2 separate regions of the Homo sapiens genome follow, and region 2 is linked to region 1. Evidence: read pairs that join two places in POLR2A ChIA-PET (ENCODE). Cell type or tissue: Caco-2. All regions are shown on one strand. Each heading gives the region's core, and the rest is flanking DNA. Links, peaks and the distances in the headings are about the cores only. Region 1 overlaps PLPP7 (phospholipid phosphatase 7 (inactive)). Region 2 overlaps PRRC2B (proline rich coiled-coil 2B).

Region 1 (15,284 bases), core at 5,599-8,098:
ATTCTACGCATCCTGAGAGGGGCCACCTGCTTCCAGGGACCTTCTGTGCAGCATCAGGGTCCCACTATCTACATGGCAGCTGCTGACCGGCACAGGTGTGGGGCTCTGCACACCTCAGATCCCTGACAAAGGAAGGGCGGACTGTGGGGCTGGGCATGCGCAGGGAACACATCAGATGGTGAACAAGCTGAGAGGAGTGTTTCGTTTCCCAGGGCTGTCATAATACAATCCCATAGACTGTGTGGCTCACACAACAGAAATTTTATTTTCTCACAGCTCTGGAGGTTGGAAGTCCAAGATCAAAGTTCAGCAGGTTTGGTTTCACCTGAGGCCTCTCTCCGTGGCTTGCAGATGGCTGCCTTCTCGCCGTGTCCTCACAAGCCATTTCCCCTGTGCTTGTGCATCCCTGGTGTCTCTTTGTGTGACCAAGTTTCCTCTACTTAGAAGGACACCAGTCAGATTGGATCAGGGCCCACCCTGACAGCCTCGTTTTAACGTCATAAACTCCTTAAAGGCCCTGTCTCTGGCTGGGTGCGGTAGCTCACGCCTGTAATCCCAGCACTTTGTGAGGCTGAGGCAGGCGGATCACTGGAGGTCAGGAGTTCGAGACCAGCCTGGACAACATAGTGAAACCCCGTCTCTACTAAAAATACAAAAATTAGCCAGGCGTGGTGGCAGGTGCCTGTAATCCCAGCTACTCGGGAGGCTGAGGCAGGAGAATCGCTTGAACCTGGGAGGTGGATGTTGCAGTGAGCCGAGATCATGCCACTGCACTTCAGCCTGGGTGTCAAGAGCAAAACTCTATGTCAAAAAAAAAAGAAAAAAAGTTAATAAGGAGTGTTGGCAACGATGTGGAGAAACTGGAGCTGTTGTACTTTGTTGATGGGAATGGAAAATGGTGCAGCTGCTATGGAAAACAGTTCAAGGTCCCTCAAAATGTGACACATAGAGTTACCACAGGAACCAGCGATTCCGCTCCCAGGTATACACCAAGAGAACCCAAAACAGGCACTCAACAATGCTTGTACCTCAATGACCACAACAACTGTGTTCACAATAGCCAAAAGGTGCAAACCACACTTAATGCCCATCAACCGATGACTGGGTAATAGCATTATCAATACAGTGGAATATTATTGAGCTATAAAAAGGAATGAAGCACTGATTGATCCGTGCACTCCCATGGATGAATCTTGAAAACATTACACGAAGGGAAAGAAGCCAGACACAAAAGGTCACATATTGTCTGATTCCATTTACATGAAGTATCTAGAAGAGGCAAATCCATAGAGACAGAAAGCAGATTAGGGCCTGGGGGAGGCGGGATGGGGTTTCCTTTTGAGGCGATGAAAATATTTTGGAACGAAGTAGAGGTGGTAGTTGCACAGCACTGTAAATGTACTAATACCACTGAATCATACACTCTCAAATAGTTCATTGGGCTGGGCGCAGTGGCTCACGCCTGTAATCCCTGCACTTTGGGAGGCCAAGGCAGGCAGGTCACCTGAGGTCAGGAGTTGACCAGCCTGACCAACATGGTGAAGCCTCGTCTCTACTGAAAATACAAAATTAGCCGGTCATGGTGTTGCACACCTGTAATCCCAGCTACTCGGGAGGCTGAGGAAGGAGAATCGCTTGAACTTGGGAGGCAGAGGTTGCAGTGAGCCGAGATTGTGCCATTGCACTCTGGCCTGGGCAATAGAGTGAGACTGTCTCAAATAAATAAATAAAATTAAAAAAATAGTTTATTGTATCATGTTAGTGCAAAAGTATTTGCAGTTTTAGCCACTGAAAGTAATGGCAAAACCTGCAATTACTTTTGCACCAACCTAACCTATTTTTTTTTTCTTGAGATGGAGTTTCGCTCTTGTTGCCCAGGCTGGAGTGCAGTGGTGCCATCTTGGCTCACTGCAACCTCTGCCTCCCGTGCTCAAGAGATTCTCCTGACTCAGCCTTCCAAGTAGCTGGGATTACAGGCACCTGCCACTACACCCAGCTAATTTTTTTGTATTTGTAGTAGAGACGGGGTTTCACCATGTTGGCCAAGCTGGTCTCGAACTCCTGGCCTCAGGTGATCCACCGGCCTTGGCCTCCCAAAGTGCTGGGATTACAGGCGTGAGCCACTGTGCCCGGCTGCACCAACCTAATATTTTTATGTGAATTTTACCTCAATTTAAACAAAACAAAACCAGGAGCAATGTAAAAAAAAAAAGCAATGACTTCCATACCAGGGACCACTGTGAGGCTGTGACAAGTCGAGATATAGGTGTTTTGTTTTTTGAGACAGGGTCTCACTTTGTCACCTAGGCTGGAATGCAGTGGGTGGCATGATCTTGGCTCACTGCAACCTCCACCTCCCAGGTTCAAGCTATCCTCCCACCTCAGCCTCCTGAATAGCTAGGATTATAGGCTTACACCACAACACACAGATAATTTTTCTATTTTTAGTAGAGACAGGGTTTCGCCATGTTGGCCAGGCTAGTCTTGAACTCTTAGGCTTAAGCTATCTGCCTCGACCTCCCAAAGTGCTGGAATTACAGGTGTGAGCCACCGCACCCGGCTGGTGTTTAGTTTTTGTTTTTTTTTTTTTTTTGAGACAGGGTCTCAGTCTGTCACCCAGGCTGGAGTTCAGTGGCTCGATCTTTGCTCACTGCAACCTTTGCCTCCTGTGTTCAAGTGATTCTCCCACCTCAGCCTCCCGAGTAGCTGGGATTATAGGTGTGTGCCACCACGCCCAGCTAATTTTTTGTATTTTTTGGTAGAGATGAGGTTTTGCCATGTTGGCCAGGCTGGTGTCGAACTCCTGACCTCAAGTGATCTGCCTGCCTGGGCCTCCCAAAGTGCTGGGATTACAGGCATGAGCCACTGCACCCAGCTGGTGTTTACTTTTTGATGCAGAAACTTGTTCACAATATGTTAGTAAGTGAAAAAGAAGTAGGTCACAAACTATAGAATATAATTGCTTTTTTTTCCTCCAAAATATGTCTACATTTTTACAAACGTGTCGAAAAACATCCGAAAGGAATAACTAAAATATTTTTGCTTTTGTTTTCCTTGTATGTTCTAATTTTTTTTTTTTTTTTTTGAGACCGAGTCTCGGCTCTGTTGCCCAGGCTAGAGTGCAGTGGCACGATCTCGGCTCACTGTAAGCTCTGCCTCCCGGGTTCACGCCATTCTCCTGCCTCAGCCTCCCGAGTAGCTGGGAGGCGCCCGCCACCACGCCGGGCTAATTTTTTTGTATTTTTTAGTAGAGATGGGATTTCACGGTGTTAGCCAGGATGGCCTTGATCTCCTGACCTCGTGATCCGCCCACCTCGGCCTCCCAAAGTGCTGGGATTACAGGCGTGAGCCACCGCGCCCGGCCCCTAATTTTTTAAATCATAAAAAAGCATTCTTGTGTAACCAAAACACATACTAATCAGGGAAATAGATGATTGCTTAACGAAATTCACCCTGTTCCCTGTGAGGCCCTTAAGAGACTCATCGCGCATCTGCCGGCCCAGGGCTCAGCATCAGAATTCTTCTTTCCTAAGGGGAGGCGCGGGAGTGGAGAGGACAGGAGGGCCCAGGTCTCACCCAGGTCTCATGGCTGGGGCAGGGCTGTGTCCTGCCTTCTGTGACTCCCTCTCTCCCAGCTAAGGTCCCCTGAGGACCTTGTTCCTTGCCCTTCCCGCTGAAGGATTTGAGTGGAGGAAGCAGCTTTCACAGCATCCTTGTCCTGTCCTGACCTGTCTCCCACCAGCAGAAGCAGCTCCGGATGGAGAAGAGGCCAAGCCGGCCCCTGGGGGCTGAGATTGCATCCCTCACCCGAGCTGGACACCCCTCCTGGAGGCCAGGCCCCAGGCCTCGGCTCACGGGTGGGGCCCCAGGGTTCCCAGAGCTCCCGCTGCTGCCAGACTTCACAGCTGTGCTGCTGGCGAGAAAAACTTTTTTTTTTTTTTTTTTGAGATGGAGTTTTGCTCTTGTTGCCCAGGCTGGAGTGCAGTGGCGCGATCTTGGCTCACTGCAACCTCGGCCTCCCGGGTTCAAGCGATTCTCTTGCCTCAGCCTCCTGAATAGCTGGGATTATAGGCATTAGCCACCACGCTGGCTAATTTTTGTCTTTTTAGTGGAGGTTGGGTTTCACCATGTTGGTCAGGCTAGTCTCAAACTCCCGACCTCAGGTGCTCTGCCTGCTTCAGCCTCCCAAAGTGCTGGGATTATAGGTGTGAGCCACCGCGCCCGGCTGACAGAAACTTTGTTCGCATCCCAGCAAACCAAGGCTCTCCTGTTGGAAGCTGGCCCCTCCCCACCAAGGGCCAGGTTATTAAATGCGGCAAATGGGGCCCCGGGGCTGCGCTGCGGCCAGGAGAGCATCTGTGGATTTAATTATCAGACAAAGAGAAGGGCTTGGACATTCTTCTGGCAAAACAGCATGTCCTGGGCTGGGCCCCGGGGACCCTGATGGCTTCATGAGTTTTCGTGTGTGAGCATGTTATACATCCATGTTAGATTGTTGGATAAAATATAGGACACTCCGTGAAACTGAATTTCAGATAAATAGTATTTTAGTATACATATGTCCCAAATAATGCATCCTGCATATTGATTTGCTAAATCTGGCAGAATACATGTAAATTTGTGCATTCAAGAGAACATGCAGGCATGTGAGTGTGTACAGCAGTGCAAGAACACACATATGTGTAAGCATCTGTGCACGGCCGGCCGCAGTGGCCCACGCCTGTAATCCCAGCACTTTAGGAGGCTGAGGCAGGCAGATCAGCTGAGGTCAGGAGTTCGAGACCAGCCTGGCCAACATGGTGAAACCCCGTCTCTACTAAAAATACAAAAATTAGCTGGGTGTGGTGGCGCATGCCTGTAATCCCAGCTACTTGGGAGGCTGAGGCATGAGAATCACTTGAACCTGGGAGGCGGAGGTTGCAGTGAGCCAAGATCTGCACCACTGCACTACAGGCTGGGTGACAGAGCAAGAACCTGTCTCAAAAAAAAAGTATTTGTGCGTGAATGTAGGTAAAGCTAAGCGTGTACATATACACATGGATGTGTGTGTACCAGAACACATGGATGTGTGTGTACCAGGAGGGTCAGGGAAGGGAATGGCAGGAGCTAGAAAAACCCAGGAACTCCCAGACCTACTGCCATCTGTCTCCAGGAAGAAATGGGACAACTGGCCCTGGCTTTTGGCCCATGGCGAAAGGTGCATTTTATATCTAGGTGCATGTATAAATGTGACTGTGTGCAAATATGGACACATGTGTTCTCATGTTTGCATCTACGTGTATGCATGCATGAAGTTTAGATATGGAAATACCTGTGGATATGTACGGAGGGACTATTGAAGGACTGTTGTAGCTGGAGGGATGCTTGGAGATCTCACGTACATAATTTTACATATGAGGAGACGGAGGCCAGCGGCTGAGACTGCGTGTGTGAGTGATTGTGCGCTCGGGCTCAGGGGAGCAGCAGGGCTTTCTGAGCATCATCTCGCCCCCTGACTGCCCCGTGATTATCACGCTTATTTCACACGTGAGGAAAAGTCAGGTGGGACGAGGCCAGGGCACCAGCCTGTGAGGGGCCGCCTGGGCCACGTGGGGTCACATATGGCTTACATAAACGCCATGGGCCAAAGCTGGTGCCAGATGTTCTGTTTCTTCCTGGAGCCAGATGGCGGCGGATGTGGGAGTTGGTGGATTTTTCTAGCTCCTGCCATCCCCTTCCCTGACCCTCCCGGATTTTCCCCAGGCAGGGAAGGGCTGGGGACTCGGGGAGCTTTGTCCTGGTGAGAATTGCCTTGGCCTGGGAAGCTGCTTCCTTTGGGCAGGGCCTCAGGAAGCCATGATGGGGTCTGTGCCAATGCATCTCCTCTAGGGTGGACTCCTCGCACAGTGCTCTTCCTATAGGGCCCAGAAGCAGAGCAGCCAGGCCAGTGGCATAATGTAGGCCATGCCCCGGGGCAGTCTCTGCACTGTGGATCTGTCCCCAGGTTTGGCTGGGGGTTTGGTTTTTAGTAGAGATGAGGTCTCACTATGTTCTCAAACTCCTGGGCTCAAGTGATCCTCCCACCTTGGCCCCCTAAAGTGCTAGGATTATAGGTGTGAGCCACTGCATTTGGGCGCCGTGAAAAGCTTTGAGAAGGCTAATGGAAAAGCAAGGGAGAGCCCTGGGCACACAGCCCCCTCGAGGAGGCAGGTAGGGCCCCACCTCACGGTGTGGGTCACAGAGCTTTACTCCCTGCATTTCCAGCCATGTGGGTTTGGGGGCCATCCACCCATCAGATACTGGTTAGGAAGGTGATCAGGGCTCAGTGCAAGGGAATACTATAGGTGAGGATGGAAACTACAGGGAGAGAGGTCCATGACATCTTAGCATGTGGAAGAGCAGATTAGCAAACAGTATGGAGAAGTTCCCTATTCAGAATGTGTGTGTGTACATGCATAAGAATTTGGATTGGGGGGCCGGGTGCAGTGGCTCATGCCTGTAATTTCAGCACTTTGGGAGGCCAAGGCAGGAGGATCACTTGAGGTCAGGAGTTCGAGACCAGTCTGGCTAACATGGTGAAACCCCGTCTCTACTAAAAATACAAAAAATTAGCTGGGCATGGTGGCAGGTGCTACAGGAGAATCACTTGAACCTGGGAGGCAGAGATTGCACCACTGCATTCCAGCCTGGGCGACAGAGATTGAGCTGAGATTGCGCCACTGCATTCCAGCCTGGGCGACAGGGCAAGATTCCATCTCAAAAAAAAAAAAAAAAAAAAAAGAATTTGGATTGGGCCAGGCGAGGTGGCTCACACTTACAATCTTAGCATTTTGGGAGGCCAAGGCGGGAGAATTGCTTAAGCCCAGGAGTTGAAGACCAGCGTGAGCAACAGAGCTAGACCTTATCTCTACAAAAAATTTTTTAAAATTAGGCTGGGTGTGGTGGCTCATGCCTGTAATCCCAGCACTTTGGGAGACTGAGGCTGGCGGATCGCCTGAGGCTGGGAGTTCCAGACCAGCCTGGCCAGCATGGTGAAACCCTGTCTCTAATAAAAATACAAAAATTAGCCGGGCGTGGTGGCAGGCGCCTGTAATCCCAGCTACTTGGGAAGCTGAGGCAGGAGAATCGCTTGAACCTGGAAGGCGTAGGTTGTGGTGAGCCGAGATCGCGCCCTTGCACTCCAGCCTGGGCAACAGAGCGAGACTCTGTCTCAAAAAAAAAAAGAAGAAGAAGAAGAAGAAATTGACTTCTCACAGTTCTGGAGGCTGGAAAGTCCAGGATCAAGGTGCCCACAGATTTGGCGTCTGGTGAGGGTCCGCTCTCAGGTTCATACATGGGGCCTCCTCACTGCATCCTCACCTGGGGGAAGGGGAAGGGGTCTCTCTGGAGCCTCTTTTTTTTTTAGATGGAGACTTGCTTTGTCACCCAGGCTGGAGTGCAATGGTGCTATCTCGGCTCACTGCAACCTCCATCTCCTGGCTTCAAGCAACTCTCCTCCCTCAGCCTCCTGAGTAGTTGGGATTACAGGCATGCCCCACCCTGCCCAGGGCTGATTTTTGTATTTTCAGTAGTGACAGGGTTTTGCCATGTTGGCCAGGCTGGTCTTGAATTCCTGACCTCAAGTGATCCGCCTACCTCAGCCTCCCAAAGCGTTGGGATTACCGGCGTGAGCCACAACGCCCGGCATCCGGAGCCTTTTTTGTAAGGGCACTAATCCCGTCGTGTGGGCCCACCCTCATGACCTAATGACCCCAAACGCCCACCTCTTCATACCCTCGTGTTTTGGTTGGGATTTCAATGTACAGACTGTGGGGGGCACAGACTGCAGCGGCTGCCTCTCCATACGCTGGCGCAGAGCATCGACGCATCTTACAGATGAGGAAACTGCCCAGAGCCAGCCCTTGTGCCGCTGCCTCCCTGAGACTTTTTGGATGGGGCGGGTGGGAGCCGCACACAGGATGAGTGGACGCTGAGCTCTGTGGCCCTCCCACCCAGAGCTGCATCTCTGTCCCTCCGTCCTCTCTTCCCAGAATCCTCCTGACCAGAGCAGCAGAGAGCGGATCTGTTTGCAGCCTGCCTGTCCCCGCCCTGCCCTCACCTCGCCCTCTTTGACCTTGAGACGGATTCCTCGAGCCAACGTCTCTTTCCTGGAGCTGGATGGGGACAAACCCGGGGTCCCTCCCTCTCTTAGGAGTTGAACCACAGTGACCAGGAGCCCAAGAGCGCCGAAGCCCTGTAGTTGCTATGGAGATGGGAGCGGGTTTGCAGAGGGAGCTGTGTGATTAGGTGGCATTTGCGTCTGTAGAAGGAGGCAACGCAACACCCTCGCCACCCCTGAGAGGTGCTTATACCTTGGACACTCTTATGAGAGCTTCCCAGAAAAGCCAGGCTCACAGGGGCAGGAACGGAGATTCCTCCACACACCTCCACCCTGTCCCTGCCACCAAACACCCAGGTACCCAGGCAAACCGTGGCCAGGGGACAGGTGCCATCATGACATGGGTGAGCTGCCTGCCTGGAGGTTCTCCAAGTCCCTCCTGCTGCCCACCTGTCCAAGCCCCAGAGTGTCCCTAAATGCCCAGGGAACGCTCAGGGTCCTTTCCAGGGGGCAGTGGCCTAAGAGGCTCATTCTCCAGCAACCCTCTGCGCCGGGCTGGGTGGTCCCATTGCCCTGTCTCCAGCCCTCACAACTGTGCAAGCCAAGTATCAGCCCCATTTCACAGACGGAGAAGCTGAAGCTCAGAAGGGTCAGCAACCTGTCAGGGCCGGAATCTGAACCCAGGTCTGCCCGACTCCCATTTATGTGCTCTTTCCCTCACACGACCCAGCCCAGCCCAGCTCCAGCCTGGCCCCCTCAGCCTACCCTGGGCTTCCAGCCAGTGACCTTCCCAAAGCACAGAGCTGAGGCTTAGAGAGAGATGTGGCTGGACATGCAGAGAGTGAAGCCCTGTGGCCCACAGCTGGAGGTGGGACCCTGCCTGCCACCTCAAGGGGGCTGTGTGTTCTGGGTTGTGTGCTCAAGGCTCTCCCTTGCTTCTCCCCACTACTCCACGAGCTGGCCTTTCTGCTTGAAAAGAGACCCCCAGCCTGGAGCGGGCTCATGCCTGTAATCCCAGCACTTTGGGAGGACAAGACAGGCAGATTACTTGAGGTCAGGAGTTCAAGACCAGCCTGGCCCACATGGTGAAACCCGGTCTCTACTAAAGATACAAAAATTAGCTGGACGTGGTGGCACACGCAGGTAGTCCCAGCTACTCGGGAGGCTATGGCAGGAGAATCCCTTAAACCTGGGAGGCGGAGGTCGTAGTGAGCCAAGATCGTACCATTGCACTCTAGCCTGGGTGACAGAGCGAGACTCTGTCTCAAAAAAACCAAAAAACAAAAAAGCGGAGGTTAGGCACAGTGGTTTGTGCCTGTAATCTCAGCACTTTGGGAGGTGGAGGCGGGCGGATCACATGAGGTCAGGAGTTTGAGACCAGCCTGGCCAACGTGGAGAAACCCCATTTCTACTAAAAATACAAAAAATTAGGCCGGGCGCGGTAGCCCTCACACCTAATCCCAGGTGTGAGGTGGGCGGATCACGGGGTCAGGAGATCGAGACCATCCTGGCTAATATGGTGAAACCCCGGCCGGGCGCGGTGGCTCACGCCTGTAATCCCAGCACTTTGGGAGGCCGAGGCGGGTGGTTCACGAGGTCAGGAGATCGAGACCATCCCGGCTAAAACGGTGAAACCCCATCTCTACTAAAAATACAAAAAATTAGCCGGGCGTAGTGGCGGGCGCCTGTAGTCCCAGCTACTTGGGAGGCTGAGGCAAGAGAATGGCGTGAACCCGGGAGGCGGAGCTTGCAGTGAGCCGAGATCCCGCCACTGCACTCCAGCCTGGGCGACAGAGCGAGACTCCGTCTCAAAAAAAAAAAAAAAAAATGGTGAAACCCCGTCTCTACTAAAAATACAAAAAAATTAGCCAGGTGTGGTGGTGGGCACCTGTAGTCCCAGCTACACGGGAGGCTGAGGCAGGAGAATGGAGAGAACCCGGGAGGCAGAGCTTGCAGTGAGCCGAGATCTCGCCACTGCACTCCAGCCTGGGCAACAGAACGAGACTCTGTCTCAAGGGAAAAAAAAATTAGCCGGGCATGGTGGCACCGTCTGTAGTCTCAGCTACTTGGGAAACTGAGGTAGGAGAATAGCTTGAACCTGGGAAGTAGAGATTCCAGTGAGTCGAGGTTGTACCACTGCACTCCAGCCTGGGCGACAGAGTGAGACTCTGTCTCAAAAAAGAAAAAAAAAAAGTAAAGAGACCCCCCCCTGACAGACCCTGCTCAACACGCTGTGCTGCGGGTGTCCACCCTCCAGACCCAGACTCCTTGGCCAGATCAGAACTGAGGACAAGCCATGCATTTCCGCAGTTTGCCACGCTCCTTAGACCTTCACGGCTCTTGCTTGGGGGCGAAATGACACATTGAAAACCACCCTTTCCATTTTCCATAGTCATGATCCCTGCAGGCTGTCTCCAGGCTCCCGTTCTTCTGTATTCTGGGAAGTGGTTATGTTGGCCATGACAGCTGGGGTGGCGAGGAGGTGATGCCGGGTGGGTGGGGTGGGAAGGAAGAAACCAGGTGGTGGAAGGGCATGGGGCAAAATCAGGGTTAGCGCCAGGCTCCAGGGATCCCAGCTGGTGCAGAGAAGGCCGGAATCCATAGGGCTGGGTCTGTCTGATGACAGGAGAGGGTGTGGGTGGGAACAAGCAGGGGTGGAGGAGGTGTCACCTTTGTATAGACCTCTCGGGGTCACGTAAGGACGGAGCAGGCCCCATTCCTGCCACACCCAACTTGCAGCCCAGGGTGAGGCCCACAGAGTCTGGCCAAAGACTGCCGGAGGCAGCACAGGCAGCCGCCTGGCGCGGTGGGGTTTGGTTCTGTTTAAAAAATAGAAAAACAAGTCACCCCCATCCCGCCTCCCTGTGCCTGTCGCTTCGCCAGTTCAGCCTCATTCCGAGGTTGGCGGGTGCCCTGCGTTTCTGTCTTCCGGAGGGCTTCTCTGCGCTGGGGCCACTCAGGCCTGGTTTCTGATCCTGGCTCCACCACATCCAAGCTGGGCAACCTTAGGGAAATGGGTTTCCCTCTCTGAGCCTCAGTTTCCTCATCTGTAAAATAGGGATAAGGTCATCACAATGACACATATGGAAGACGTATGGCCAGGCCCGTGGGAGGTGTGAGCCCCGCTCTTCACTCCTCCCCTCAAATCATGGCTGAGAACAGAATGTCAATTCTAAGAAGAGGGTGCTTTGCAAGAGGCTGGAACTAGAGGGAGAGCAGAGATCTGGGATCTGAGGGCTGGAGAAGGAGATGATACCAATTTTACACAGATTCTTTCAGAAGTGTAGAAGAGGCCAGCCTGCCCCTGGTAACCAAATCAAGAAACAGACACCAGCATCCCTCATGGACATTGATGCCAGAATCCAGAACACATTCGTTGTTCAATCCAACCCAGCCATATTTAGAAGGGAAATGCGCCAGGGCCACGTGGGGTGTGTCTCAGATATGCAGAAGCGGCTGCCATTCAAAAATCATGTATAATTCACCATAAAAAAATGGAATGGGCATGTCAATCACCAGGCGCGGTGGCTCACGTCTGCAGTCCTAGCACTTTGGGAGGCCAAGGCAGGAGGATTGCTTGAGGCTAGGAGACCAGCTTGGACAAAATAGTGAGATCTCATCCCTACAAAAATAAAAATAGGCTGGGCGTGGTGGCTCACACCTGTAATCCCAACACTTTGAGAGGCTGAGGCGGGTGGATCACCTGAAGTCAGGAGTTCCAGACCAGCCTGGTCAACATGGCAAAACCTGTCTCTACTAAAAATACAAAAAAAATTAGCTGGGCGTGGTGGTGCTTGTAGTCCCATCTATTCGGGAGGCTGAGGCATAAGAATCGATTGAACCTTGGTGGCGGAGGTTGCAGTGAGCTGAGATCACACCACTGCACTCCAGCCTGGGTGACAGAGTGAGACTCTATCTCAATTTTAAAAAAAAGTAAAAAAATAAAAATATTAGCCGGTGTGGTGGTGCATGCCTTTAGCTACTTGGGAGGCTGAGGCGGGAGGATTGTTTGAGCCCAGGAGTTTGAGACTGCAGTGAGGTGTGATCGTGCCCCTGCACTGCAGTCTGGGTAACAGAGCGAGACTCCAACTCTTCTTCTTCTTTTTTTTTTTTTTTTTTTCTGAGACGGAGTCTCGCTCTGTCACCCAGGCTGGAGTGCAGTGGCTCAATCTCAGCTCACTGCAACCTCCGCCTCCTGGTTCAAGTGATTCTCCTGCCTCAGCCTCCCAAGTAGCTGGGACTACAGGCATGCACCACCATGTCTGGCTAATTTTTGTATTTTTAGTAGAGATGGGGTTTCTCCATGTTGGCCAGGCTAGTCTCGAACTCCTGACCTTAGGTAATCCACCCACCTTGGACCCCCAAAGTGCTGGGATTACAGGCGTGAGCCACTATGCCTGGCCAAGAGACCTCAACTCTTGAAAAAACAAAAACAAAACAAAACAGTTATTGGCTTTACTCAACAAAGTGCATTACCCATGCCTGAGCAGGTACACACCATCTCTCTTGTTCCATGATGTGCACTGGAAGCTGTCAACCAATGCAAAATGGCATCGACCTCCCCACCCAGGCTCTGTCCAGCAACAAGGCAGGATGGCAAGTCCTGAAGGAGTCACAGCCTCTTCCCTGTCATCTGGGATCTGAGGTTGGCAGCTCCTCCCATGGCCCTTGGGTCTTCATGGAAAGGGGATGCAGAGTGATGGTTCTAGAGACACGTCGGTGTCTGAGAGTGATGAAGTCCAGGGAAAGCCTGGAAGAGTCAGATCCCGGGTCTGCTTTGTGCTAACGGCCATGTCAGCACATCGTGTCCCAGTTCCTTCCTTGCCACCAGGGGCAACAACGCCAGGAGCCCTGTGACCAACACTGAGCATGACCTGTGATGTGTCAGGTTTGCAGGTGGAGGGCACCCCGAGTCACACATCAACCCCACGGGGCCCCTGTCATCCCCGTTTGACAGACAACGACACCAACGCTCTGGGACGGGACGTCAGCACCGGCAGGAAGTGCTGGCATTGTCCTGAGCCAGCACCGGCTGCCGCTGCCATCACACAGGATGTGGCTCCCAGGCAGCACGCCGACTGCCTTCTGGGAGCCTCTCCCCTTCACGGTGCGCCAGGTGCTCTTGGGGCTCCACCGTCCCCTCCAAGCTTTAGAGGATTTGCCCAGAGCCCTCCATCCTTCAGCAACCCTTCCTTATCCTAAAGACTCCAGAGACCACCCAGCTAGGAGGGGAAGATGTGTTCCTCCCCCAAAAGTGTCCTGTGGGTTACGGACTGAATTGGGTTCTCCCAGAAAGAGATGCTGAAGCTCTAATTCCCAGTGTCTATGGATGTGATCTTCTTTGGAAACAGGGTCTTTGTAGATGTGACTAAGATGTGGGGGCTGGGCACAGTGGCTCACGCCTGTAATCCCAGCACTTTAGGAGGCTGAGGTGAAAGGATCACCTGAGGTCAGGAGTTCGAGACCAGCCTGGCCAACATGATGAAACCTCATCTCTACTAAAAATACAAAAAAGTTAGCCGGGCATGGTGGCACATGCCTGTAATCCCAGCTACTCAGGAGGCTGAGGCAGGAGAATCCCTTGAACCCAGGAGGCGGATGTTGCAGTGAGCCAAGATTGCGCCACTGCACTCCAGCCTGGACAACAAGAGCAAAACTCCATCTCAAAAAAAAAAAAAAAAAAAAGATGTGAGTTAAGATGAAGTTATACTAGAGTAGGATGGACTGTAAGCCAGTATAACTGTTATTCTTATAGGAAGGGGATCACAGACAGTGACAGGAAGACAGACGCAGACACAGGGAGAAGGCCACGTGGAAACAGAGGCAGAGAGTGGCGGGATGCGGCCGAGAACAAGGCAAACTGGCTCCCACCTCACTGTGCTGCCTCCTGGCTGGGCAACCTTGGGCAAGTCTCAGGCCTCAATTTTCCCATCTATGGAATGGGCATGTCGATCACCTCACATCAGAGGGCTATTGAGAGCTGCAGACGAGCGCTCACACTCAAAGTGTGGTTCGGGGAGCTCCGGGTGTCCCCAAGCCTCCTGCCGATCTGTGATAGGACCTGGGGGCTCTTGCCTCCTGGCCCTCACCCCTTTCCTCCCTCTGCCTAGAACATTCTTCCCCTCCTTCCTGGCTCCCTCCACCCATTCCCTCCATCTGGGCTCAGACTTCCCCCTTCTGGGACCTATGCGCTGATGCCCCAAGGCTGGGCTCCAGGGCCTTTTCTCTGAGCCCTCACTGCCCTGCACATCCCTCGCGGCAGCTCTCTTAGGCTTGGCTGTGTTTCACTGGTCACTTGCCTACTTCCTGGCGGACGAGGATCAGGTTAGCCAGGAGTCGGGGCGGAGGGCTTGGGAAGGCCTGAGGCTGAAGTGAGAGAGGGTCTCTGGTCCATCAGCATCACAGTGAGGGCCTCTCAAACGGTCCCTGCCCAGGCCCCAGGTAGCAGCCAGCACAGGGCCTGGGGGCTGAGGGAGTACCAGGCAGCCACCCCAGGGCAAAGGGACTGGCCAGCCTGGTAAAGTCCAGGAGCAGACCAGCTGTGCCCAGAGCCCCCGATCCCTGGCATCATGGCACTGTCTAGGGCCGAAGAATTACCCCACCCCTCCGCCCGTTCCATGTTAATAAGGTGAATGCATCCAGAGCAATTGAATTGCATGAGGAAAAAGCCACACGGGAGAGGGCCATTTGCATGTCATCTGTATTGTCACATGAAATGCACATCCAAAACGGGTGACTTGGAAACGACCTATTAGGTCACACGGAGTCCGGCCCCTGGGGGCCAAAGCCTCATCGATGCCCACGGGCGGTGGCCAGCACTTTCCTCGGGCTGTGGCGTGTGCACCCGGCCTCCCCAGAGGAGAGTCAGCTCACACCCCAGGCCCTTTAGCTCTCTGGCAGCAGCTCCCAAAACGCACTTGAGGAACCAATAATTCCTTGGGGGTTAATAGCTGTTCCCCAAGAAAAGGGTTCTGTGGTCAAATAAGTTTAGAAAACATGGGTTAAAGAAGGTTTAGCAAGAAGCTTTTCTATAGGGCTTGTCAGAGCCTTTACGGCAATAACGGCCTTTGTGAATGTCCAACTTGGGGACAGAGTGTGCAGCACTTCCGAAAGTTATTGAACCACAAAACCCCTTTCCCCCAAAAGCATCTCGCAGGCTGGTGTCCCATGGGCACCCGTTGGAAAGTGCTGCCCTAAGCTGTCGATG
Region 2 (15,284 bases), core at 4,232-6,731, 110 kb before region 1:
GTCAGGATGCTCAAGGCTCTGAAATCATACCTCAAGTAGGAAGTAGAGAGTGATTCTACATGCACACCCAGAAGCCTGGTGTGCACGGACCACATCTGTCTAACCAGGTGAGGGACTCTGGGTTTCTGGGATATGTCACTCGGAGAAAGTTTGAGGAACTGGCCTTCAACCCTGGGCCTTACCTGAGGATCTAATCGCGTCTACTGATTTTCCTTTATACTTATCAAACAGGCTGAGAGTCGAGTACTTGCTTTTCCCATCCTTGCCCTTGGTAATTTGCCCCAAACGATCGGACATTGCGATGAAATGTCATCTAGTAAGGAAATTTTTCTCGGCACCGCTCCCGATCTGCCTTTGAAATAGAGAAGAAAAAAAAAAAAAGAGAGAGAAAAAAAAAAAAGAGTGTCACTACAGCAGAACCTCTGATCCAGAGGAGTGAATCCTTCACGAATCATGGATCTCCTTGAAGATCTGAAGATGGCTTTGGACTGTCCTTAGAAAACTGCTCTCACCACCCACAGGCTGTTCATTCACATTTACAGGGCATTTATGTAGACACCCCGAGGCGATCTGTGGAGTACCCCCCCAACCCCCACCTGCTGTTAATTCCTCTCACTCTGAGTTGGCTGGAGTCTACTGCACACCAACCACACTGACATGTAAACTTCAACAGAGCCCTCTCCAAGTCAAGGACAGCTCAAGATGGAAAAATAAATGCTCAGTACTTTAACACATCCATGTATAACACTGAAAATAAGGCTAGCAGAATAGGGGAGGTACACAACCCACTTACACCACGGCTGTTCATCTCAAGGGCAAGCAAAACCAAATCAAAGGAGGGCAGCCAGAGTATTATCCTTCAGAAATAATCAAGTATATACACTTTTCAAAATAAACAACTAGTACCCAGAGAGAAAACATCTGCTTAGGCAACAAAAGGGCTCTCTAAGCTACACACATGGAAAACAGAAAGCAAGAACTCCCCAGGGCTAGCAAGGGAGAGACCACATGGGGGCTATGCCATCCGCACTTGCCCCTTTGAAGAGACAACCTTGAAAAGCCCTCCAAGAAAGAAGCTTCCCTCCTCTGCCACTTTCTAATGTGCTACAGGTGTCCATGAGTCTACTAGTGCTCTCCTCATCAGTTCACTCACTCACTCACTCACTCACTCACTCACTCAAAATACTAAGCGCCTGGCTGGGCGTGGTGGTTCACGCCTGTAATCCCAGCACTTTGGGAGGCTAAGGTGGGCAGATCACTTAAGGTCAGGAGTTCGAGACCTGCCTGGCCAGCATGGCGAAACCCTGTCTCTACTGAAAACACAAAAATTAGCCAGGCATGGTGGCAGGTATATGTAATTCCAGCTACTGAGGAGGATGAGGCAGGAGAATTGCTTGAACCTGGGCTGCAGTGAGTCAAGATTGCACCACTGCACTCCCGTCTAGGCGACAGAGCGAGACTGCATCTTAAAAAAAAACACAACAAAAACAAATACTAAGTGCCGACCAAGGGCCTGTGTGCCAGGCACTGAGGACTAAGAGCTTCACTGCTTTTTATTCCATACCCAACCTTGGCAATAGGTTCTAAGCTTCCTTACCAAAAACCAAACACTTGATGGGCTCAGTGGCTCATGCCTATAATCCCAGCTACTCAGGAAGGCTGAGGTGGGAGGACTGCTTGAAGCCAGGAGTTTGAGACCAGCCTGGTCAACACAGCAAGACACTGTGTCTAAAAAAATTAAAATAGGCCGGGCATGGTGGTTCACACCTATAATCCCAACACTTTGGGAGGCTGAGGTGGGCAGATCACCTGAGGTTTGGAGTTTGAGACCAGCCTGGCCAACATGGTGAAACCCCATCTTTACTAAAATTACACAAATTAGCCAGAGATGGTGGTGCATGCTTATAATCCCAGCTACTCAGGAGGCTGAGACATGAGAATTGCTTGAAGCCGGGAGGCAGAAGTTGCAGTGAGCTGAGATTGCCCTACTGCACTGCAGCCTGGGTGACAGAGGGAGACTACATCTCAAAATGAATAAATAAAAATAAAAATAATTAGCAGGGCATGGTGGCATGCACCTGTAGCCCCAGGTACTTAGGAGGCTGAGGCAGGAGGATCACTTGAGCCCAGGAGCTTGAGGCTGCAGTGAGCTATGATCAGGCCACTGTACTCCAGCCCGAGCAACAGAGCAAGATCCTATCTCTTAAAAAACAAAACTTGTAGGCCGGGCACGGTGGCTCACGCCTATAATCCCAACACTTTGGGAGGCCGAGGTGGGTGGATCACGAGGTCAGGAGCTCAAGACCAGCCTGACCAACATGGTGAAACCCCGTTTCTACTAAAAATACAAAAATTAGCTGGGCATGGTGGTGCACACCTGTAATCCCAGCTACTCAGGAGGCTGAGGCAGAAGAATCACTTGAACCCAGGAGGCAGAGGTTGCAGTGAGCCGAGATTGTGCCATTGCACTCCAGCCTGAGTGACAGAGCAAGACTCCATCTCAACAACAAGAACAAAAACAACAAAAAAATAAAACACTTGTATAAGTGATCATCACTTCTCACTGGAAAACAAAGCTAAAGCAATAATTAAGGCATATGTTTAACATGTCCTCAATGACATAATGGCAACAACTATAATTCCCCATTTTACCACTGACTGGTAAAAGGCACTTGGTGGTAGCTGCGGAAGCAAGGTTTGCCATTTCACCATCTTGTTCTGACACCATGCAGGCCAGGAGGAACACATGCGATGTGGTGGGGGGCAATCTGTACCCCAAAGGATGATTTTAAAGATAAAACTCTATATTATGGGCCAGGTGCGGTGGCTCACTCCTGTAATCCCAGCACTTTGGGAGGCTGAGGTAGGCAGATCACTAGGTCAGGAGATCGAGACCATCCCGGCTAACACGGTGAAACCCCTTCTCTACTAAAAATACAAAAAATTAGCCAGGCGTGGTGGTGGGCGCCTGTAGTCCCAGCTACTCGTGAGGCTGAGGCAGGAGAATGGCGTGAACCCGGGAAGCAGAGCTTGCAGTGAGCTGAGATCGCACCACTGCACTCCAGCCTGGGCAACAGAGCAAGACTCCATCAAAAAAACACACACACACACACAACTATATTATGATCCAAATGAAACATAGGGAGTGAAAATCGATTACAAACAGGGGCCAAAAAAAGTGAGACAAAAGACGCTGACTGAGCTGGTGCCGTGTCAAACACGCAAGTGCGCAAACCATCCTTTCATTCATTTAACAGGTATTGACTGATACCTAAGATCTGCCAATCACTGAGGGACAGATCCGCATGCAATTCGTATCAAGAAATGCTCATGAAGAACGCAGGAAGATGGATGCCGAGGGATAAGCGGTCCTACGTCCGATCTGTGTGAGCAGGGGACACAACCAGGGGCCGACACTGTGCCCTTCTTCAAGGAAATTCTCCTCTCCGCCCCACATGGCTTCAGCCATGCTGGTTGGTTACTTAACTCCCTTCCCTCACCCAAATCCCAGTTTATTCAGCTGCTGCCATGGGCCAAGGAATACCAGGGTGTTTGCAAATGTGCAGGAGCATTTTTGATGTCACAATGATGGGACTGCTGCCCACATTCAGTGGCCAAGCCCAAGGATGCTGAATGTACTAGAGGGCGTAAGAGAGTCTGGCACAATGAAGAAACATACCAGCAAAAGTGCTTCCAAGCACTCACTGCCCCCAAGTTACCTGCCAGCAGCTGCTTGACCCCAGCAGCCCTCCCCAGAGCTCACCTCCTGCACTGGAGCAAAGGGCACCAATGCTCAGAATGGGAGTCAGTCCCACGTGCCCAATCCTGACTGCGGTGCCCATGACCTGGCTGCTTCCTTGCCCTGGGGTCCATGGGCCATTTTAAATCTCCCTCCCTGAGGCTAGGTCCAGGGAGTTGCTGTCCCACTCCCCAAAAGTCATAATTAATAAGAGCATCGTTCCGTGGGCTAGATTGCAAGCCTCTTGAGGGCAGAGCGAGATCCTGTCTCAAGAAAAAGAAAGGCATGGCAAGATTTCACATTGAATGATTTTCCTTTCTTCTTCTTCTTTTTTTCTTTTTCTTTTTTTTTTTTTTTTTTTTTTTGAGACAGAGTTTCTTTCTGTAGCTCAGGCTGGAGTGCAGTGGCACCGTCTTAGCTCACTGCAACCTCCACCTCCCAGATTCAAGCAATTCTCCTGTGTCAGCCTCCTGAGTAGCTGGGCTTACAGGTGTGTGCCACCAAACCTGGCTAATTTTTGTATTTTCAGTAGAGACAAGATTTCATCATGTTGCCCAGGCTGGTCTCAAACTCCTGGCCTCAAGTGATCCACCCACCTCAGCTTCCCAAAGTGCTGGGATTAAAGACATGAGCCACCGTGCCTGGCAACATCGAATGATTTCTTAAATCAAATGTGATTTTTTTTCTTTTTGTTGAGACGGAGTCTCACTCTGTCACCTAGGGTGGAGTGCAGTGGCATGATCTCGGCTCACTGCAACCTCTGCCTCCTAGGTTCAAGCGATTCACCTGCCTCAGCTTCCCAAGTAGCTGGGATTACAGGCGTGAACCACCATGCCCAGCTAAAATGTCATTTAATTCTGAAAACTGACCAGAAATACATTTGTTTATATAAATATTACTTAAAAAGTCCTCGGGGGCCAGGCATGGTGGCTCACGCCTGTAATCCCAGCACTTTGGGAGGCTGAGGCGGGTGATCACGAGGTCAGGAGATCGAGATCATCCTGGCTAACACGGTGAAACCCCATCTCTACTAATAATACAAAAAAAATGAGCCTGGCGTGGTGGCAGGCGCCTGCAGTCTCAGCTACTTGGGGGACTGAGGCAGGAGAATGGCATGAACCCAGAAGGGGAGCTTGCAGTGAGCTGAGATCGCGCCACTGCACGCCAGCCTGGGTGACAGAGCGAAACTCCATCTCAAAAAACAACAACAACAACAACAACAAAAGTCCTCTTAAAAGCTGTTTGCCCTGGCCTCTACTTTCTCTGACTCTGTGCTGACCAGGCCTGAGGGAAAAGGGTAGAATGGACACACACAGCTCTCAGTGTAACTACCTGGCACACACCACACTTCTCTGAGAAGGTTTGATTCATACTTCCCCATACCCTAGTGGCAACAAAAGGAAAAAAACCTTGCTCAGGTCAGGCGTGGTAGCTCACGCCTGTAATCCCAGCACTTTGGGAGGCCGAGGCGAGAGGATCACCTGAGGTCAGGAGTTCAAGACCAGCCTGGCCAACATGGTGAAACCCCGTCTATACTAAAAATACAAAAAGGAGCCAGGCATGGTGGTGCACGCCTGTAATCTCAGCTACTCGGGAGGCTAAAGCAGGAGAATCACTTGAAGGCAGCAGAATCACTTGAACCCAGGAGGCAGAGGCTGCAGTGAGCCAAGATTGCGCCATTGCACTCCAGCCTGGGCAGCAGAGTGAGAATCCATCTCAAAAAACAAAAAACCTCGCCCAAACATGAGACACTCTCCTAGAAATTTAGAATTGTGTTTACGAGATGTCAGTCTGTCTACAACTATTCCTTGAACTATGTCCTCCCAGTAAATTCAACCACCCAACAAATATTAACTGGGCACCTTCTGTGTTCCAGGTGAAATGTTTTCCACCCCTTCCAATCACAGAGCCTTGGTGAAGCCAGTACAAGAAACACATTGGACTAACATCTGCACTTAACCTGCTTGTACAATGTTTTCTTTAATGCCCTCCATCTTTTCTTTTCTTTTCTTTTTTTGAGACAGAGGCTCACACTGTCGCCCGGGCTGGAGTGCAGTGGCACAATCTTGGCTCACTATAACCTCTGCCTCCCAGGTTCAAGTGATTCTCCAGCCTCAGCCTCCCGAGTAGCTGGGATTACAGGTGCGCGCCACCACGCCCAGCTAATTTTCGTATTTTAGTAGAGACAGGGTTTCACCATGTTGGCCAGGCTTGTCTCAAACTCCTAACCTCAAGTTATCCGCCCACCTTGGCCTCCTGAAGTGCTGGGATTACAAGCGTGAGCCACCACACCCAGCCAGTGCCCCCAACCTTTTAACCAAGTTTTGCACTTGTTGGGCACGCTATTGGCCTCTCTAGACCTGTTTCCTCATCTACTGAAGGAGTGGCCTAGACAAGCACTGACCCTAAAATCAAGCCCATCAATGTTGACAACTGACAGCCACAGAAATAATGGTTTACTACCCAGGCGCCGGGGCTCACGCTTGTAATCCCAGCACTTTGGGGAGCTGAAGCAGGCGGATCACTTGAACCCAAGAGTTCAAGACCAGCCTGAGCAACATGGTAAAACTCTGTCTCTACTAAAACTATATTTAAAAAAATTAGCTGGGCGTGGTGATGCACGCCTGTAATCCCAGCCACTGGGGAGGCTGAGGCAGGACAACTGCTTGAGCCTGGGAGGTGGAGGTTGCAGTGAACGGAGATTGGGCCACTGCACTACAGCCTGGGCGACAGAGGGAAAAATCTGTCTAAAAAAAAAAAACGTAGCAGAAAGAAATGGCTTACTGTGGAATCAGCCACCTCTTACAAGCCTGGGATTGGATCCTATTTTCCTATATAAACTTGGGATACCAACAAGGAACCAGGCGAGTCACTGCTGCAGTGAATGAAAGCAGCCCCTACGAGGACAATTACACTCTCCACAGTGAAGACTGCACAAGTGGAGAATCTTCCAGCCTCAACGTTCCATCAGAGCAGGGGCCGGCAGCCTGAAGAGAAATAAGCAAGAGGCCATCTATGGCCCACAAAGCCCAGAACAGTTACTGCCTGGTCCTTTACAAAGTTTGTGTATACACACCTGCTTTACGGCAGTCAGGAGATCTTTCACTGGACACAACTCCAAAATAAACCAGAATCATTCGGATTTCCTCCCGTTGCAGGGATCTCCACTGACCGGCTGAGTGCGAGGCTGGCCCCGCCCACAAGCATCTGGCCCCACTGCTTGCCAGCTGCTTTTCACAAACATCAGGCCAGGGCGCTGTTAGCAGGGCTTTACCAGGCTTCAAATACCTGCCGAGTTTCCATCCATCAACACACATGCATACCCCAAGCTAAACTAGCCTATCCGGAGGCAGGGAGAAAGCACCGGTGAGCATCCAAGTGTGAAGCAGGAAGCCGGCTGAGGCAAGAGAACAGCTCTCCAGCGGGTCTGAGGCATTTCCATCCAGCTCTGACTCACCCCTAGGTCTGTGGGACTAGACCCGGCATAGACGCACCAAGTCCTCGCAGGTTAGCATAAGTCAAACCTGGCTTATGGCCACGGCTTTACCTCACCTTCTCTCCCTTCTGTAGGCAACAGAATTCGTTTTCTCTCCAACAGAATCTGACTTGGAACCTCAGTATGACATATGAAGCAGACACAACCCAATGATGCCTGCTGGAAAGAAGTCCAGCCTATGTGCCCCCTTGCTGTAAGCCCTCCTTTCCCACAGAAGCCACTCAGAGACACTGCCACGGGGAGCTAGAGCATTCTGAAACTTGCCAGCCTAAAAGAAAATATTGCCATTAGGCAGATGAAAAAGGGGCCTAAAACCCATATGAAGATAGATTTGGGAACAAATCAATGGAGAAAAGAACATTGAAAAAGAATCCAGGTTGCATATTTTGGCACATAATCTAAAGAAGTGCTCCCAGGCTGTGCTGGAACAAAAACAACCAGAAAGATTCGCCAACAACGGCAACTTCACATCCAAGCCCCGCCTCTCCAGACAGTGCCCGCCTGTCCAACAGGTTCCTGCTATCTGTCCACCAGAGGGAACATCTCTGCCCTGTAATTAATTTATCAAAAGCCATTTCCGGGTAACAGGATTAATTTCACTCCACACTTGAGTGCCAGCCAGTGTCAGATGCCTGACCAGGGCACTGGGATGACCTGTCATTCACCAGGAACCACTACGGCTCCGCATTCAGGGGAGATCAGTGGCCACCAGCACTTCAAGGGCCAGGCACCCTGCTAAGCCCTCATGTGCTCTACTCCCCTTCATAACAGCACTTTCTGGAAGATACTACTGCCTGTTTGACAGAGAAGGACATTAAGGTTCAGTCAATCAGGATAGAAAAGTAACACACCCGGCAGGATGCGGGTGACTCACGCCTGTAATCCCAGTGCTTTGGGAGGCCAAGGTGGGTGGATCACAAGGTCAAGAGATCGAGACCATGCTGGCCAACATGGTGAAACCCCGTCTCTACTAAAAATACAAAATTTAGCTGGGCATGGTGGCGCGCGCCTGTAATCCCAGCTATTCGGGAGGCTGAGGCAGGAGAATCGCTTGAACCCGGGAGGCAGAGGTTGCAGTGAGCCAAGATCATGCCACTGCACTCCAGCCTGGGAACAGAGTGAGACACCCATCTTAAAATAAAATAAAAAAATAAAAAAAAGAAAGAAAGAAAAGAAAAGTAACGCACCCAAGGTCACAAGGCTGCCGAGTGCAGGGCCAGGCTTGGAGCCCAGGCTGCACTGGACGCCACCAGGCTGCAGACTGAATGCCCCACGACCTGGAATCTGCTTTCCCAGTGGGAGTACCGGTGCAGACACGAAAGGCGGCACAATGGGTTCTGATATAAGTCAGCCCAGGCTCAACAGCTGCTTTCTGGCCAACTGTACAGATGATGATCCTGGACAGCTTCAAAAACAAGCATTTTATTTACGCCATGCCACCAACAGCCAGATTCTCACCCAAGGCAAATCCAGTCACTTCACTCTTCACATGTGGGCACCTAGAGATTTCATGGCTCTTTCCTCCACTCACAATAGTGACAAAGGCCCAAGGCCCGACCTCAGGGGGACACAATGAGTGCTGCAACGTGCCCTGGCCGTGAGGCTGGGGGCAGTGAGAGAGAAAGGTGGAATGTCTCTTTATAGAACGAACGGAAAGATCCCACTGCTAGACAAAACATACCAAAAATCATGATTCCACAGGCATGGAAATTGATAGCAGGCTGGATAAACGCTTCAGGAAGTAACAATGTGGGCCAGAAAAGGACGTGGCCACTGGACAGTTTACTTGTTAAGTCTCAGCCAAGAACCATCACCACGAAATCCAGGGACAAGATGAAAGAAGTCTATCTTTCCCCAACACACCAATCAATGTCTGGCAAAAAAACCTTTAACGTAAGTAAGGCGACCTCACCTACTTCAAATACTCAAACGTTTACTGACCAATGTGTGTGCCAGACCCTGTGTCACTTGGTGCTGGGGACATGGAGACAGGAGACTCCACCCTGCACTCCTGCAGCAGGAGAGATCTGCAAAGTTTGTCTGTAAAGGGCCAGACAGTAAATGTACTCAGCTTTGCTGGCCACACAGAGCTCTCTGCTGCAATTGCTCAACTCTGCCTGAGGCTGTCGTCGTAGCATGGAAGTAGCCCCAGACAATACATAAAAGAGAATAGCCATATTTACAAAAACAGGAGGTGGGCTGCAATCGGGGTTGCAGTTTGCTGCCTTCTGGTTCAGAGGGTAAAGTATGGACATGAATACATTGCAAGATGATGATGAACTTGTGTGCATATCAGGGTGGGGGAACCAGGTGGGTTTGAGGGGACACTTCTGCTGCCTCACTCGATGACAGCCTAACCCAACCCCCACCACACCTCCAGCTTGCAGAGGCTCCCTACGTGGCACTGTCAGAAAAGCAAGGGTAGGCCAGGTGTGGCGGTTCACACCTGTAATCCTAGCACTTTGGGAGGCTGAGGTGCACCTGAGGTCAGGAGTTCGGAACCAGCCTGGCCAACATGGCGACACCCTGACTCTACTGAAAATACAAAAATTAGCTGGGCGTGGTAGTGCATGCCTGTAATCCCAGCTACTCAGGAGGCTGAGACAGGACTCACTTGAACCCAAGAGGTGGAGGTTGCAGTGAGCCGAGATCATGCACTGCACTCCAGCCTGGGCGACAGAGGGAGCCTCCATCTCAAAAAAAAAAAAAAAAAGAAAGAAAGAAAGAAAGAAAGAAAGAAAGAAAGAAAGAAAAAGAAAAAGAAAAAGAAAAAAGAAAAGCAGAGGTGGCTTTCAAAGAGCCCTAAAGCGCCCACATTTCTGTTCCCTAAGAGCGAGGCACTGGCTCATCTGGAAAGCTGAAGGCTGGGCTCAGCTATAGCACAATCCAGGCATTCTACCTGCAGAAGCCCAAATGGGTGAGGTCCCTGCAGAACACTGCACAAACTCTCCAAGAATAAACAGCCTGAAAATAAGGTTTGAGGAAACCACAGAGTGGGGAAAGTGGGGTTCCTGGTAACCCAGTGTTCCTTATGGGAGACATGAGCCATCCCCAGAAGACCACGCACCCCAAGGAGACAGCATATATAGGAAGCAACAAATTTAAAATAAGAGGAAAGGAAAAACAAAGAAGCATTGAGGCGTATGGTGAGGACACAAGAAGCACTCCCCACCCCCAGTGGAGAACTGGGGGGTTCTCCAGCACTTAGTTGCAAGCCCCTTGCCGGAACCACATGGTCAGCTGGGTCCCCTCCACCAGAGCCACGGCTCACACAGCAACACAGACCACGGGGAGCACCTGCTCACACACCTTCCACATCACCCCCCACCGCGCCAGGGTCAAGTCCAGACCCCCCCGGCCCAACATGCTGGCCCCACGCCGCCACCCAGCCTTCTCCCCACACCACCCCCGGCAGTCTCAAATCTGAAACACTGGGTTTGCATCTCGCCTCCACTCCACACTGTGACTTGAGGTCTATTTCCTCGTGGATTAAGATGAACATACCATGTTAATCTCCCACCTCCCAGGTCTGCTGTAAGGAATAAACAAGAGAACAAAGACCCCCGCACTTGACCCAGCACTTGTCCTCAGCAGGCACTCGACCAATGGCGGCTGTCACCTCACCGTGGTTCTGCTCTTGTTCTCTCTCCAGCCCACCCAATTATCAGCTTTTGACAGTGCTCATCTCTCCAGACTCCTATGCAGCCAGGGAAGCCTCCGTTCCCCAGCAGGGCTGCTCTGGGTGGTGCTGGGTAGACCAGGCACCTGTGCTTCTACCTCCTCCTGTGCACTGGGGACCCGTCCCCACGTTGGTGTGTCACAGTTTAAGTGTCACAGTTTAAGGGTGCTGGTACAGAGAGCAGACCTTCAAACACCATGAGGACAAACTCCCAGGTGTTTAGGATCTGCTAGTGGACCCCTTTAATTCTCAGGAAGACAGAGATGCAGGGAGATTCTCAGAAAACCCTCTTGAGATAAACACTCTACTGTGACTAATTTAAACCACACTAAACTGCCCCAGTTTCAAGGCTTCCCACTTTGGGGCAATAAACGTAGCTATTTACTGCAGTCACCCTCTGATGTTACAATAGATGGCCTTATGGAAGTGGATAATCCCAGTACTGCTCATTTATTTCTCCATCACATTTTTAGTAACAAAAGAAATATACGCTTGATACAGAAAAACTGTAAATCTTAAAAAAAATTACAGAAAAGTATCATCCCTAAACCAGCTCCCAGATTAGATCCCTGGATCTCTCTTCACCAGCATGAGCCACTTAAATTCCAGGTGCTGTCACGCTGCAATACTAATCATCTGCCTCGCCCGTGTTCTACTGTGTTTTGACTTCCCATTTCAAAAGAATTCAGCAGTAAGGGTCATAAAACACTGTGTATTAATTCCAAACAGATTTGCTATTTGTTTTTTAAAACTATGAAGATAATTTTAAAGAAAACTCAGGATGGCAGAAAGGCTGAGCTGAGCACACACACACCGAGGAGGAAGGCCACGTCCCAGCCAGCTGCAGCTGTCCCTGGCTTGCCCGGCAGTGCCATTGTTTACACCCAAAGCCTTTCCCCTGTAGGAATGATGTCACCTGGAGCAAGCTGGAATCTGGGCACAAAAGAAGAAGACAAATCAGGCTGGCCTGTCTCTGGCAGCAAGTGACTTCCTTCAGCCCAGGAGAAAGCATTCCTCCCCACCTTCCTAAACCCTATGTCCTCACAGAGACTCACAGAAAAAAACACAGGGGGGTAAAAAAAACCAAGATTGGTTCTATCATCCCCCAAATAATAACCAACGCTGAATCTAAACTCCCACCTAACCTCTAGGTAAACACTCTCTGGGGCAAACACTCCCTATAGAGGATGAACCCCCTTTGCAGGCAGTAGCTCTCTCTCTACACACAAGTTTCCAGAAGGAAGAGGGGGCCAGGGGCCAAATGTCACCTCCTGCACTTACTGTTTTCTCAGTGACAAAGTGGAGACAGACAGCTGCTTTAGAAGGAAGAGATGATGATCCCCAGGTGTGCCACCAGCACCCTGATGCAATGCTCCTTGGCACAGAGGAGTTCAGCAGATAGTGGTGGTGACACCATCACCCCCTGCAGCTGGCTGAACTCTCTGCCTCCGGGGCTTTGGACTCCCTTTCTCAAGGCGTCTGGAGGGAAGGACAGAGAAGTTCACCCTCCATATGTGTAAGAAGGTTGTGCCAATGACCAGACATCAAAACCAGCCTTACCTCTGGGCCTCACCATGCTCTGTAGCGACCACAGCAAATGGCAGTTCTTGAGGTTCTGACACAAAAAGAGAGTCATGCTCGATCATGGGGAAAAGGCAGTCGAGTGGTGCTCGGACAAAAATACTCCCACACCCGTGTACATAAAGAGGGCTGTGCACGCATCTCCACGCACACACATCCCACAGATGGCCCTTAATTCAATTCCATCCAACTCACAGACACACTATTTAGAATACAGGGGGCTTCTGGTTAAACATGGCAGAAAGACTGAGGGCTTGTACAGCTCATCCTTCCAACCCCCGAAAATGAAAACAGCGAAGAACCCAAACAACAGGGACAGTTTTGGCAAGGAGGGGGCAAAAGTATGAACAGATTTCACAGACTGAAAGATGCCACAACATGAGGACTGCAGAGGGGAAAACCTCCCTTCACCCAGGATATCAGAAGGCTCAGGAGGTCGTAGGAGGTGGCAGGCACCTTGCATGAAAGGGGAAGGTGGGAACTCAGATGTGGGGGGACTGGCTGAAGGCTGCAAGTGCAACAGCTAGACACCTACGGCCCCTTCCCTCCCCCACTGGATACATTAAACAAGAGAAGTCTAGACTTGAGAACACCAGGGTCAGAGGGGGAAGGGGTGGGGAAAGGAGACCCCCCAAAAAAGTGAAGAGAGAACCTGAGTGGCAAACCTCAGAAGCTTCAGGCCCCCCACTTCTGCTGCTCCTCACAGGAGGGCAGCAGACAAACACCACACCACCCTCCACTCCTCAGGCAAAGACAAGGGAGTCTTCTCTTGAAAAACCAGCCCCAGAGAAAGAAAACCTATATACACCAACATGGGATTCAAGAAATGAAAAGGCCAGCCTCCCATCCAGGCACCCACTCTGAAGAGTCCATGCAGTTTCCAATCAGCTGTGTGCCCGAGACCACAGGTATCTGAGAGATGACCAACTAAAAGACAGACACCAAATAAATAGACAAAATAACAGAGGAAACAGACAGTGCCAGAGATCAAAGATTAAAAATATGTATTATAAAATTAATATCCTCATAAAATCAAGAGAAGATACCACACCCATGAAATAAACTTTTTTTCCCCCTTAAAAAATAACTAGAAAACAAGAATCACCCTAGTTACAATTAAGCATGTTATAGCCCAAACCCCATAACCTCAGGATAATCATGAAGAAAGCATCCGACAAATCCCAAATCGAGGAACATTCTACCAAATATCTGATCGGTATGCCTCAAAACTGTCATGGTCATCAAAAACTTAATTGTCACAACCTAGTGGAAACTATGGGGACATGATTAAATTTAATGTGGCATCCTAGAACGGAAAAAAAAAAGACACTGGGTACAAGCTAAGAACATCTGAATAAAGCATAAACTTTAGTCAATAATAATGTATCAATACTGGTTCATTAGTTGTGACAAATATACTGTACTAACATAAGATGTGTTTAATGGGGGCAAACTGGGAGTAGGCTATATGGGAACTCCAACTTTTCTGTACAGCTAAACTATTCTAAAGTAAAATAATCCAATTAGAAGAGGTAGAAGAGGCCAGGCGCAGTGGCTCACACCTGTTAATCCCAACACTTTGGGAGGCCGAGGCGGCAGATCATGAGGTCAGGGGTTCGAGACCAGCCTGGCCAATATAGTGAAACCCCATCCCTACTAAAGATACAAAAATTAGTCAGGCGTGGTGGCATGCGCCTGTAATCCCAGCTACTCAGGAGGCTGAGGCAGAAGAATCACTTGAACCTGGGAGGCAGAAGTTGCAGTGAGCCGAGATGGCGCCACTGCACTCCAGCCTGGGCAACAGAGCAAGACACTGTCTTAAAAAAAAAAAAGAAAGAAAAGAAAACGAAGAAGAGGTGGAAGAGCAAGCCAAACAAATCTCAGAAAATGAGCGATGGGATAATGCTAGTCACATCCTACCCCCAAAATCAAAGGATTAACCCAGGAGTCCAGATTTAACTAGGAGTTCCAGAAACATGGGGGTGGGGTGGGGGGAAGGAGAGGAAGAAATTATCAAGTAAAAAATGCCAAAAATAGTTCCCAGAGTTGAAGTAGCCAAGTAGCCGAGACTTCAAAGGCCCACCAAGTGCTCAGAACAATGGATATAAAAAGAACACAAAGTACAATGTGAAATTTCAGCATGTTAGGGATACAGTTTGAGAATCTAAAAGCTTCTAAAAGTCATCCCTCTTGCAAAAAAGTTCCCAGGGAGGAACAATCAGAATGGCAATGAGTTCTCAGGAGCAACAATGATGGAGACTTCTTACCAGTATCACCATCCTCTCTAGGAAATGACTTTCAATCTAGAATCCAATACTCAGCTGACCAAGTCAAGTGTAGGGACAGAAAAAGACTTTTTCAGACCTACATAAGGACTCAAAATAGGATTTTTACAAGAGAGCAAACCGAGGGACTGGCAATATTAGTGGGACCACTCCTGTCTGCCTACCCAGCAGTTAATTCTCCCTTCCTCCTTCCTGATGGAGCCTGAGGGAGGCTGACCCAGCCCCAGCCCCAGGGGAGCGGGGGCCTGGCCTAAGAGAAGCCCAGCTCCGGTTCTAATGACTGGTTCAGAATGGGTGCACCCAAATAATCCCAAACCTGTCTACTTCTGGACTTGCAATTACTTGAGTCAATGAACGTTCTTATTAAGATAGTTGCTGTTGGCCAGGCCTGAAAATCCCACCACTTTGGGAGGCCAAGGCGGGTGGATCACCTGAGGTCCGGAGTTCAAGACCAGCCTGACCAACATGGTAAAACCCCCGTCTCTACTAAAAATACAAAAATTA

What was found. Peaks named below come from ENCODE experiments on the same cell type or tissue, not always from the same donor. Only the 100,000 strongest peaks of a DNase experiment are listed, where the experiment ranks them.
Region 2: POLR2A ChIA-PET joins it to region 1 with 11 read pairs; 2 of 35 experiments call an interaction of 5 or more read pairs at or near these places.

The regions. Positions count from the first base shown.
Region 1 is chr9:131,308,737-131,324,020 of GRCh38, reverse strand. It overlaps PLPP7 (phospholipid phosphatase 7 (inactive)), which reads right to left. Exons shown (of 2, transcript NM_032728.4): 2 at 14,760-15,284. Among named protein-coding and RNA genes, the nearest start is that of PLPP7, 27 kb to the right of the region's middle. RefSeq lists silencers at 1,587-2,123, 12,968-13,047. In Caco-2, for the core only: no CTCF peak of the experiment used is centred there; a DNase peak (open chromatin) is centred at 6,700.
Region 2 is chr9:131,415,158-131,430,441 of GRCh38, reverse strand. PRRC2B (proline rich coiled-coil 2B) reads right to left here. Exons shown (of 32, transcript NM_013318.4): 2 at 183-348. The coding sequence starts at 297. Among named protein-coding and RNA genes, the nearest start is that of PRRC2B, 29 kb to the right of the region's middle. RefSeq lists an enhancer at 13,057-13,106. In Caco-2, for the core only: no CTCF peak of the experiment used is centred there; no DNase peak of the experiment used is centred there.